Regions from separate parts of the Homo sapiens genome. Here regions 1 and 3 are each linked to region 2. A link is a contact called in ENCODE Hi-C data. All regions are on one chromosome and are shown on one strand. The core of a region is the stretch at or near the end of the contact, and the rest is flanking DNA. Distances in the headings are between cores, read along the strand shown. Region 1 overlaps LINC01949 (long intergenic non-protein coding RNA 1949). Region 2 overlaps MEF2C (myocyte enhancer factor 2C). Region 3 holds the start of MIR4280HG (MIR4280 host gene).

What was found. A loop is a pair of places that touch in the nucleus more often than their neighbours do. Pooled maps may share reads with other maps.
Region 1: a map with no recorded cell type shows a loop between it and region 2 (20-fold over the local background). The contact joins two enhancer-like sites. A Hi-C loop is called at or near these places in 4 of 37 single-sample maps with no recorded cell type and 3 of 50 pooled maps.
Region 3: a loop to region 2 is called in a map with no recorded cell type, with 8 times the contacts of the local background. The contact joins the promoter of MIR4280HG here to the enhancer-like site in region 2. A Hi-C loop is called at or near these places in 3 of 37 single-sample maps with no recorded cell type and 2 of 50 pooled maps.

The regions. Positions count from the first base shown.
Region 1 is chr5:87,229,611-87,232,546 of GRCh38, forward strand. The region is part of intron 2 of LINC01949 (long intergenic non-protein coding RNA 1949); the gene reads right to left. All of the region lies in intron 2 of LOC101929380 (a long non-coding RNA gene), which reads left to right. Among named protein-coding and RNA genes, the nearest start is that of LINC01949, 8.1 kb to the right of the region's middle. RefSeq lists an enhancer at 1,469-1,838. Within about 2 kb of position 1,486, at least 2 of the 41 ENCODE cell types and tissues checked have a DNase peak (open chromatin) inside an H3K27ac peak, as active enhancers do.
Region 2 is chr5:88,732,952-88,735,693 of GRCh38, forward strand. All of the region lies in intron 6 of MEF2C (myocyte enhancer factor 2C), which reads right to left. Among named protein-coding and RNA genes, the nearest start is that of GSCAR, 37 kb to the left of the region's middle. RefSeq lists an enhancer at 2,343-2,442. Within about 2 kb of position 1,485, at least 9 of the 41 ENCODE cell types and tissues checked have a DNase peak (open chromatin) inside an H3K27ac peak, as active enhancers do.
Region 3 is chr5:87,120,917-87,123,796 of GRCh38, forward strand. It overlaps MIR4280HG (MIR4280 host gene), which reads right to left and starts at 1,279. Exons shown (of 2, transcript NR_186582.1): 1 at 905-1,279. All of the region lies in intron 1 of LOC101929380 (a long non-coding RNA gene), which reads left to right.

The DNA.
Region 1 (2,936 bases), core at 236-2,735, 1.5 Mb before region 2:
TATCAGTCACCCTAGTATTTTCTACCAATGTTAAGCTACTGAAGTTCAAACAAGGAAAACAGTAGTTTGCAGATTACAATAGGGCTAAAGAACTGCAGCAATGGAAGACTCAGGTAAATGAATTAGAAGAACAGGAGGTGATGGTCATAAAGTAGGATGCTTCAAATAAAGAATTACCAGGTGGTTTCATTAGTGGTGATAAGTTCCAGTGGTCTTGTGATAGGTGGCAAAGGTGGGATAGAGGAAAACATTGAAAGAGGAGAGGTCAAGGAATAGAGAAGCTAAAGTTCAGAGTGTTTCTTCTACATGGTTCTTGGAATCACTAAGAACAATGACAGGAATGAAGATGTACAGGAAGGCAGTGAGTCAGTAGTTGAAGTATTAAGTGAATGAAGAGAAATGATTAGGAAGGTAGATAGGAATTACCGCCAAGAAGTCATGGGTAGTAAAACCGGATAGGAAAACACAGAGTACTTGATCAGCTAAGATTGGAAGGATATTGTCCTAAAGACAATGTATCATGGCTCTTTATATATATATATTTGTTTATATTTATATATAATATATGATATATATTTATATATAATACATATTTATATATAAATATGTATTTTAAATATATTTATTTATATTATATATATCATATATATTCAGTTACATACATATGTGACTATGAATAACTCTACAATGTGTTTTCATTTTTTAATCATATGCTCTTATCAATCAAGGATTCTGAGCATATAATATTTATAAATCACAAATATGCTACTCTGCAGATAGTTATTACAAAAGAAATTTTATAGGATTAAATATATACATCAAATAAACTAAGCCTAATATTTCAAACATCTTTACTCTCACTAGAAAATTATTAATCATTTTATAATTGAAAATACTTTATTTTTAAAAACCTTGATTTAAACTTTGGAATCAAGTGATTTGAAAGTCCGGTACTAAGTTTAGTTTACATCAGTACATGATTTTAATGATTTTCCTAACTGAAAAAGAAACCTCACAAAAACATTTGTGTGCAAATGAAATGTATCTCTGGCTGTGTTTACCAAATTCTGATACTCATTTTTTAATCCTACTTAGCAACTATACAAAAGTTTTCATAACTTTCATATAATAAATATCAATTTATCCTGATGTCACTAAACTTTTCTATAAACTAATAAAAAGTTATAATATTCTTATGTAATAAATGAATTTAAAACTCACTGAATTCTTTATGTGAAAGATTTAGAATAAATTAGAAAAATCTTGTTAGGCATGCTGATAAGGGGATTTTAAAGAAGCTGTAATAATTTTTAGCTGTATCACTTAAAAATGGAAAATTTTTCAGTTTATATTCAAAATGCCCTTTTCATAGCACAAATTTCTTTCAAAAACAAGATACTTTTTAATAATTGCTAAAATACTATTTTTTTTATCTGTGAGAGATTAAATATAAGGACTGTTTTTGTTGTTTGAGACAGGATCTGGCTCTGTTGCCCAGGCAACAGTTGTGCAGTGATACAATCTTGGCTCACTGAAACCTCTACCTCTTGGGCTCAGGCAATCTTCCCACGGCTCACTGAAACCTCTACCTCTTGGGCTCAGGCAATCTTCCCACGGCTCACTGAAACCTCTACCTCTTGGGCTCAGGCAATCTTCCCACCTCAGTTTCCTAAGCAGCTGGGACTACAGGCGTGCACCACCACACCTGGCTAGTTTTTATATTTTTGGTAGAGATGAGGTTTCGCCACATTACCCAGGCTGATCTCAAACTCCCAAGCTCAAAGGATCCACCCGCCTGAATCTCCCAAAATGCTGGGATTACAGGTGTAAGCCACTGTGCCTGGCCAAGGTTTTTTGTTGTTGTTGTTGTTTGGTTTGTTTGTTTGTTTTTCTTTCTATAAAGCTGCTTGGTAAAATACATACTTAGAACAATTGGGTTTTTTGTGTGTGATGGAAAATGACTCACACATCTTGGCCTCACTAGTCTTTGGGGACTCTGTGTACTTATTCCAACAGCCATTGCAGCAACATACAGGTATGTGTGACTTGTGTGACTTCACAAGGTACAAACTGCTAGCACCTCTCCTCCCATCCTGGGATTCTCTTTTAATGCTAAGGCATAAGATGCCACCACATGATTCCTTGGCATTCACATATGTACAAGTCCAAAATGTGGGAGAATCAAAGCTCCATGGGGTGAAACTTTGTATTAGTTAGGGTTTTCCAGAGAAACAGGACTATTAGGTTGGTGTAAAAGTAATTGCGGTTTTTGCCATTACTTTTAGTGGTAAAACCACAATTACTTTTGCACCAACCTATAATAGGGGTGTGTGTGTGCATGTGTGTACACATAAAGAGAGATGTATTATAAGAAATTAGTAAGAAATTAGCTCATGAGATTATGCTAAGATGTCCTATGTTCTGCCATTTACCTGGAGACCCAGGAAAGCCATTGTGGTATTGTGAAATATATATCTGGTCTTCTTCCCTGTTTCCTGGCATACAGATACTAAAACCCTTAGAATTTCAGAAATGATGGATTATCTTTTGTATGTTAATGAGATAACCAGTAGGTGTGGAACCCTAGATAGCTTCAGGATGGGAGCTGGTTGCCAGAAAGACCAAGACATAATTAGAGGATTGAGACTTTCAGCCCTAACCTATGGAGAAGGGAGAGGGGCTGAAGATTGAGTTGGCCATCAACAATGGCCAATGATATAATCAATCATGCCTATGCAATGAAGCCACCATAAAAACTCAAAAAGGCAGAGTTTGGAACAGCTTCTGGGTAGCTGAACATGTGAAAGTTTCTGGAAAGTAATGTGCCAGTGAGAGCATGAAAGCTCCATGTCCCTTCTTCCATACTTTAATCTATACACTTTTCCATCTGGTTGTTCATCTGTATTTTTTATAATGTCCTTCATAATAAGTGGGTA
Region 2 (2,742 bases), core at 235-2,734:
ATGAGTGAGATTGTGTGCTACCCAGTGAGGATGCAAAGACAAGGCCCCAGGCTTGAAAAGCTCTGAAATCTCTTTGTGGTAATCCAATACATACTCATGGAAAACATAAAGACCAATACAAGGCAGCGTAGGGTGAGGTGCCTGCAGAGTAATCCAGATTAAGTGTTATTGAGTTCCCGGGAGAGAAGAGGTGATCCAATAAAAGATTCACAGAAGAGGCAGGAATTGATGAGGGCCTTAAAGAAAGGCCATAGGAAGATATGTTAGGCTTGTGACTGGGCAGTAGGAAAGGGCTGAGGTAGGAGTTTAAAGAGCATGGTAAGGGGCACTGAGAGGAACCTGTTTAGAAGGGGACCCGTGAAAAGAGAGGGGTGTCAGAGGCTCTGGAGGGATGCAGGGGTTGGGCTGTGGAGATCTCAAATTCCAGGCTAAAAGTCCTTGGGTTTATATGGTGGAAATGAAAGTTTCAGAGTAGAGGTATGACACAGACCTCTAAGTGGTCAGAAAGATCTACTGGCATTGGTATACTCAGGAATTAGTAAGGCCTGCTAGTGTGGACCAGTCTGGAGACTACTTTGATGGCCTGAGATAGAGGCCATGAGGAACTGGGAAGGCAGAGCAAAGGTATATTTCAGGAGATATTTATGGGAACATCTTTAGAAGCAAAATATATTTGAGGCACACTGTATAAAGCAGATTTGTTCTTCATATCCCATTCATTTACCTGTCTCATTTTATGCATGAATAAACAGGCTGAATATATAACAAATAACTACAAGATTAAGTCTGTCAATTGGATTATGAATAAAATTATCCCAGTTCCTGGGGCAAAAAAACAAAAATAAAGCAAACTGGACACCCCCAAAACGTGTGTTAAGTGACAGGACTCACTTAAGAAATGTTGGTTGAATCTGAATATCAATTCCCTTCTATAAGAAAACTTCTGGAATATTAGCCAAATTCTCTAAAGCTAGATAAATATGACAAACCCCCAAATTTTCTTTACAGTAAATTCGAACAGTATTCCATGGCAAAAGCTGTTACATAAAACAATGCATTTACTTCCTCTCACTAGAAGAAAAAAACAAACAAAAGAGAGTATGTTCACTTAAAAAAAAAAAGCTTGACAAAATGGAGTGCTTAGAGGAGTTTTATATTTAATATGTCATCCTGAATCATTATTGTGAATATGTTATGAACTTAGTTTGAATTAATAGATTCTACGGGATAAAAAGAGAATAAGAACATCAAGGTCAATTCTGCTCTATACTTTGCTGTCAGCTGAAGGTCAGATGGACACACTGAAGACATATGTCACTTATCTATTAAGCCTGTGTGAGATCTGGTTTATATAAACAATCAAATGGAAAATTAGCTGGGTAATTTCAAAAGAAGGGGGAGAAAAAAGTCTGTTAAGCAGTGCAATGAAGCTTGAATAGATCAGAAGAAACTAAAACCCCAGCTCGGTAGATGCCGATACTGGTTTGCATGGAGGAGTTATTTTGCTAAAAGGAAGTAAAACCGCTTCGTGAAATGTGTTGTCCTGTGATATGACAAGCACTGGGCCAGTGTGCGAAAATGGAAATGCTTCACGGAGGCCTTGAGAAAAGTTTGTTTTTTTTTTTTTTTTTTTTTTTTTTTTTTTTTAGCATTTTCTACAGTAAACTCTCTGAGAAATTCCAACAAAGCCTATGTCTTTTTGCCCACATTTTAAACAGTGATTCAGGGCAGCAGTAGGGGAAAAAAAAGTAAATATACATTGTAGCTTTTCATTCAGTAAATACCTCAAAACTAAAAAAATTGATTTTAAAAGCCTTCTATTTTTCTCTTGGAATATTTCCTGTTATTTGGAAATTACGCCATTTTAGAAGATTAGTCACATATTTTAAGGTGTTTACATACTGAAATGTAAAATATTTTGAACCATGATGACACTTCTTAAATTCATATTTTTAGAGCATCAAGTTATTTTTAAGAACAAATAAATTCTGCTTTTTGCTAGTGAATTTCTGCTGTTTTTAGCATATTGTGCCAGCTAGCATTTTGGAGCCGTATAATAACCATTTCTGTTTCCAGCCACCAAATTGTTATTCTTTGGACATAATATAGATTCAGGAATGCAAGACTGTGGATCCTAAACCAGTGATATAGAAACCTATGATTTGAAAATCAATGATGAATACATGCGTGTGGTTTACTGCTAAGAAGAGCCTGCATTTAAACCGGCTGGGAAACCGCAGCCTCCTCCTCACTCAGAATGCTGCGGCCTGTGTTGAGCCTGTTGTCCCACCTTAAGATAAATTCACCAAAGAGAATGGTCGCATTTAAATTCAGGGGTCCGGGAGGTGGGAAACACCACCTCTCAACAACCTTCTAATATATGGATTCAACCTTTTTTCATGCTATGTTTTAAAATTACCCTCTGCCTGGACAATTATCAATTTAGACGTGACTGTATGCAGATGTCACATTCCTCTGACCACTTAAAGGCACAAAAATTATAAAGCAGGAGTGAATGGATTTCCTGATTATAGATTATAAGAAAATGAAGTACAGACCAACTTTAGAGTCAGTTTGTTTTATAGTTTCATTTGATTAAAAATATTGTTTTACATAAAAATAACAAATTTAAGCATATATGAGTTAACTTACATAAAGGATTAGAGAATCTACCTCTTCTGGTTACAAGTTTGTATATACTCATATTAGTGTCAATACATAGAACTTGAATGTGGTGTTAGG
Region 3 (2,880 bases), core at 29-2,528, 1.6 Mb before region 2:
ATTAGGACAAGAAATATTTCAAAGCACAAATGAGAAGTTATTTTCATCTCTGCTTCTCTCTTTAATTCAGAGTTCTCTAGAAGAAAAACAGGAAATGTTCCTATATTAAGCAAGTGGTATCAAAATCTATCATATCAGTATTGAAAAGCACCAGGTAATTTCTTAGATTCAGAAACCTCAATTTATCCCTAATGAAATACTAAGAAGGCTGCAATAACCAATTACTCAGAAACATTTTGGTGTTTCTTTGGCTGACTTAAACTGAATTATTTCTATATCCAACTGTTTCTATTAGTCATCACAAACTCAAAGACATTAGTTTATTCTGGTACTTTAAAAAATAATACACAATAGAAAAACAAAAACATAGGATGAATAAATGGGAGGAAATATATATCAATTAGTACCATTCATTTTTTATTCATTACTATGGTATTGAAGGACTTTGGCAGGTGACATTGTATATCCAGGCTACTAAGTCTATTTCTGAATGTTTCTACTGCATACCAGAGAAGAGTGAGGCAACAGAGACCAAACTGCCAGCCTTGGACCAGCTAGTAAAGAACGGAAATGAGTCATCCATTTTTCACCCACACTCTTGAAACTAAACCTGAAAAGGAAAAAAAGTTTGATACAAAATAGAACTTGTTTATTCCCCTATCCACATTTGCTAGAACAGTGCCTAGCATAAATGTTTATGGAATAGATGGTTTAATAAATATTTGTTGAATGAATAAACAAGTGAATTTTTTTTTTCTATTTTTCCCTCAAGCTACGAATATGCAGGAAGGCAAGAAAAAGAGAATAATGCTGATTGCCCACAGAACTCGTTTGCTGAGACTACAGACAGTTTTGTAGTCAAGATCCGCTTAGACAAGTAATAGGCATTTTAAACTTAACATACCTGGAGTAGAACTTCTAATTTCCTCCCTTATAAATTGTTCTCCCCCAGTCTTCTCTCAGTAAATGCATTTCCACTTCACGAGCAGCTCAAGGCAAAATCCTAGGGGAGATGCTTGATTCCTCTCTTCCCCTTGTTCTCTATATCCAAACCCTCAATATGTAGACCCTACTCCCAGAGTGTATCCAGAATCTAATTACTATTTCCAGTACTACCATGCTAATCTCACCACCATTGTCAAACACCTGCACTACCACAAAAACCTCTAACTTGTCTCTCCTCTTCTAAGTTTGCCCCTCTGCAATTTAATCTTCATCCAGATGAAAATGTGATCATTTTGAATCATGCATATTCTTTCCTTTCTCTCCTTATAATGCTGAAATCGCTTCCTGTTGTACTTAGAACAAAAGTCCAATCTGTCTCCTCTCTATCACTCTGACCTCATCTTCTGCAACACTGTCCCTTCTGTTGTCACCATGCTGGTGTTCTTTTTTCTTTTTGAACATACCATGCTCTTTCCCATCTCAAGGACTTTGCACTTGCTGTTTCTCTGTATGGAATGCCTTTTCTCCAAATCTTGACGTGGTGGAGTCCTCATCATTCAGGTTTTAGCACAAATACCTCCTTATCTAGGATGCCTTCCCTGACTAAAGCTGACCCTCTCTGCAACATCCACACACAAGGTACATTCTATCACATCACCCTGTTTTATTTTCGTCTTAGAACTTAACACTATCTGAAATTAGTTGATAAATATGTGTGCTTACTTCATTCATCTGTGTCTCCCAATGAGGATGTAATTTTGAAAAAGTAAGAATCTTATTAGTCTTGTTCTTCGTTACATCTCTTGGACTACAGTGAATATTTATTGAAAGAATGAATGTTTTCTGAAAGTCCTTGAGCAGTTTTTGTGGTTGGTTTTGATACTTTGTTGAGTGTTAATTGTTCATTATGTCATTATGTTAAAGGTCTCTGCAATTAGGATACAAAGTATAATTGAGACTGAGTCATTTTCTATTGGTTTTAGAGCAGAATCTGACAGTCCTCTCTTGGGAAAACACTTTTAAACTGCCACTATATCACAGAACCAATTCTGACATATCTATATCAAAAACTAATTTCCTCAATTCTGTGTGTATGGCATCCAAATTTTTTTTCTAAATATTACCTACATTTGGCATGGTCATCATAGCTAAATGATTATTTCAACCACACTTTTTCTGCTGCTTCTCTACCTTCCTTTTCATTTTTACATATATTGGTGATTTCCTAAATGTAAATGGTTGAGTTTAAATGCCAGCAGGGGGTAAAAAAAAGAAATTCTTTGCAAAGGTAGAGAGATTTGTTACTCAGCCAAGTGCTTCTTCAGTAGCTAAGTTCTCATTAGAAAGCTAACTTTTCAGAGTAGCTCAGAGGTGTCATTTAGAATTATTTCATTTTACCAAGCTAGCATGAAATCTCATGACACCCTGAGGCTACTTGTCCTGGAGTGTCACAAAATGACACTCTGTCCCAATCACCACTAAATAATATTAACTCCTAAGCCTGATCTTCAAAGTCTAAGAATACAGCCCACATACATCCAAGGAGAGGGTTTTTTTTCCTAAAAATGATTTTAAATGGTTTTTAGCTTATTGCAATAACCTAGCCTTCATATTTAAATTAGTTGCATTAGAGAGCTATTTGTCATTGCAAACAAAGCTGCATTTGTAGCTTTGGATTCATTTTACAGTACCCGTCATTTGTCCACCTGGCCTTCTACTTGTACACAAATCACAGCATAACTCTGACAAGATATGGTTGTTTTATTTGATTGTTTTAAGTTTTTAAGTTGGAGAGAAGGATCATAACATAACCTAAAAAGGAAGTATATAAATCCTAAAGAAGAAAAATTAAAAGATTTAGATATCCAAGAAAAAATAAAAATTAAAAAGAATCACAGCTATTCAAAAAACAATTCTTCAAAAATAAGAGTTAAT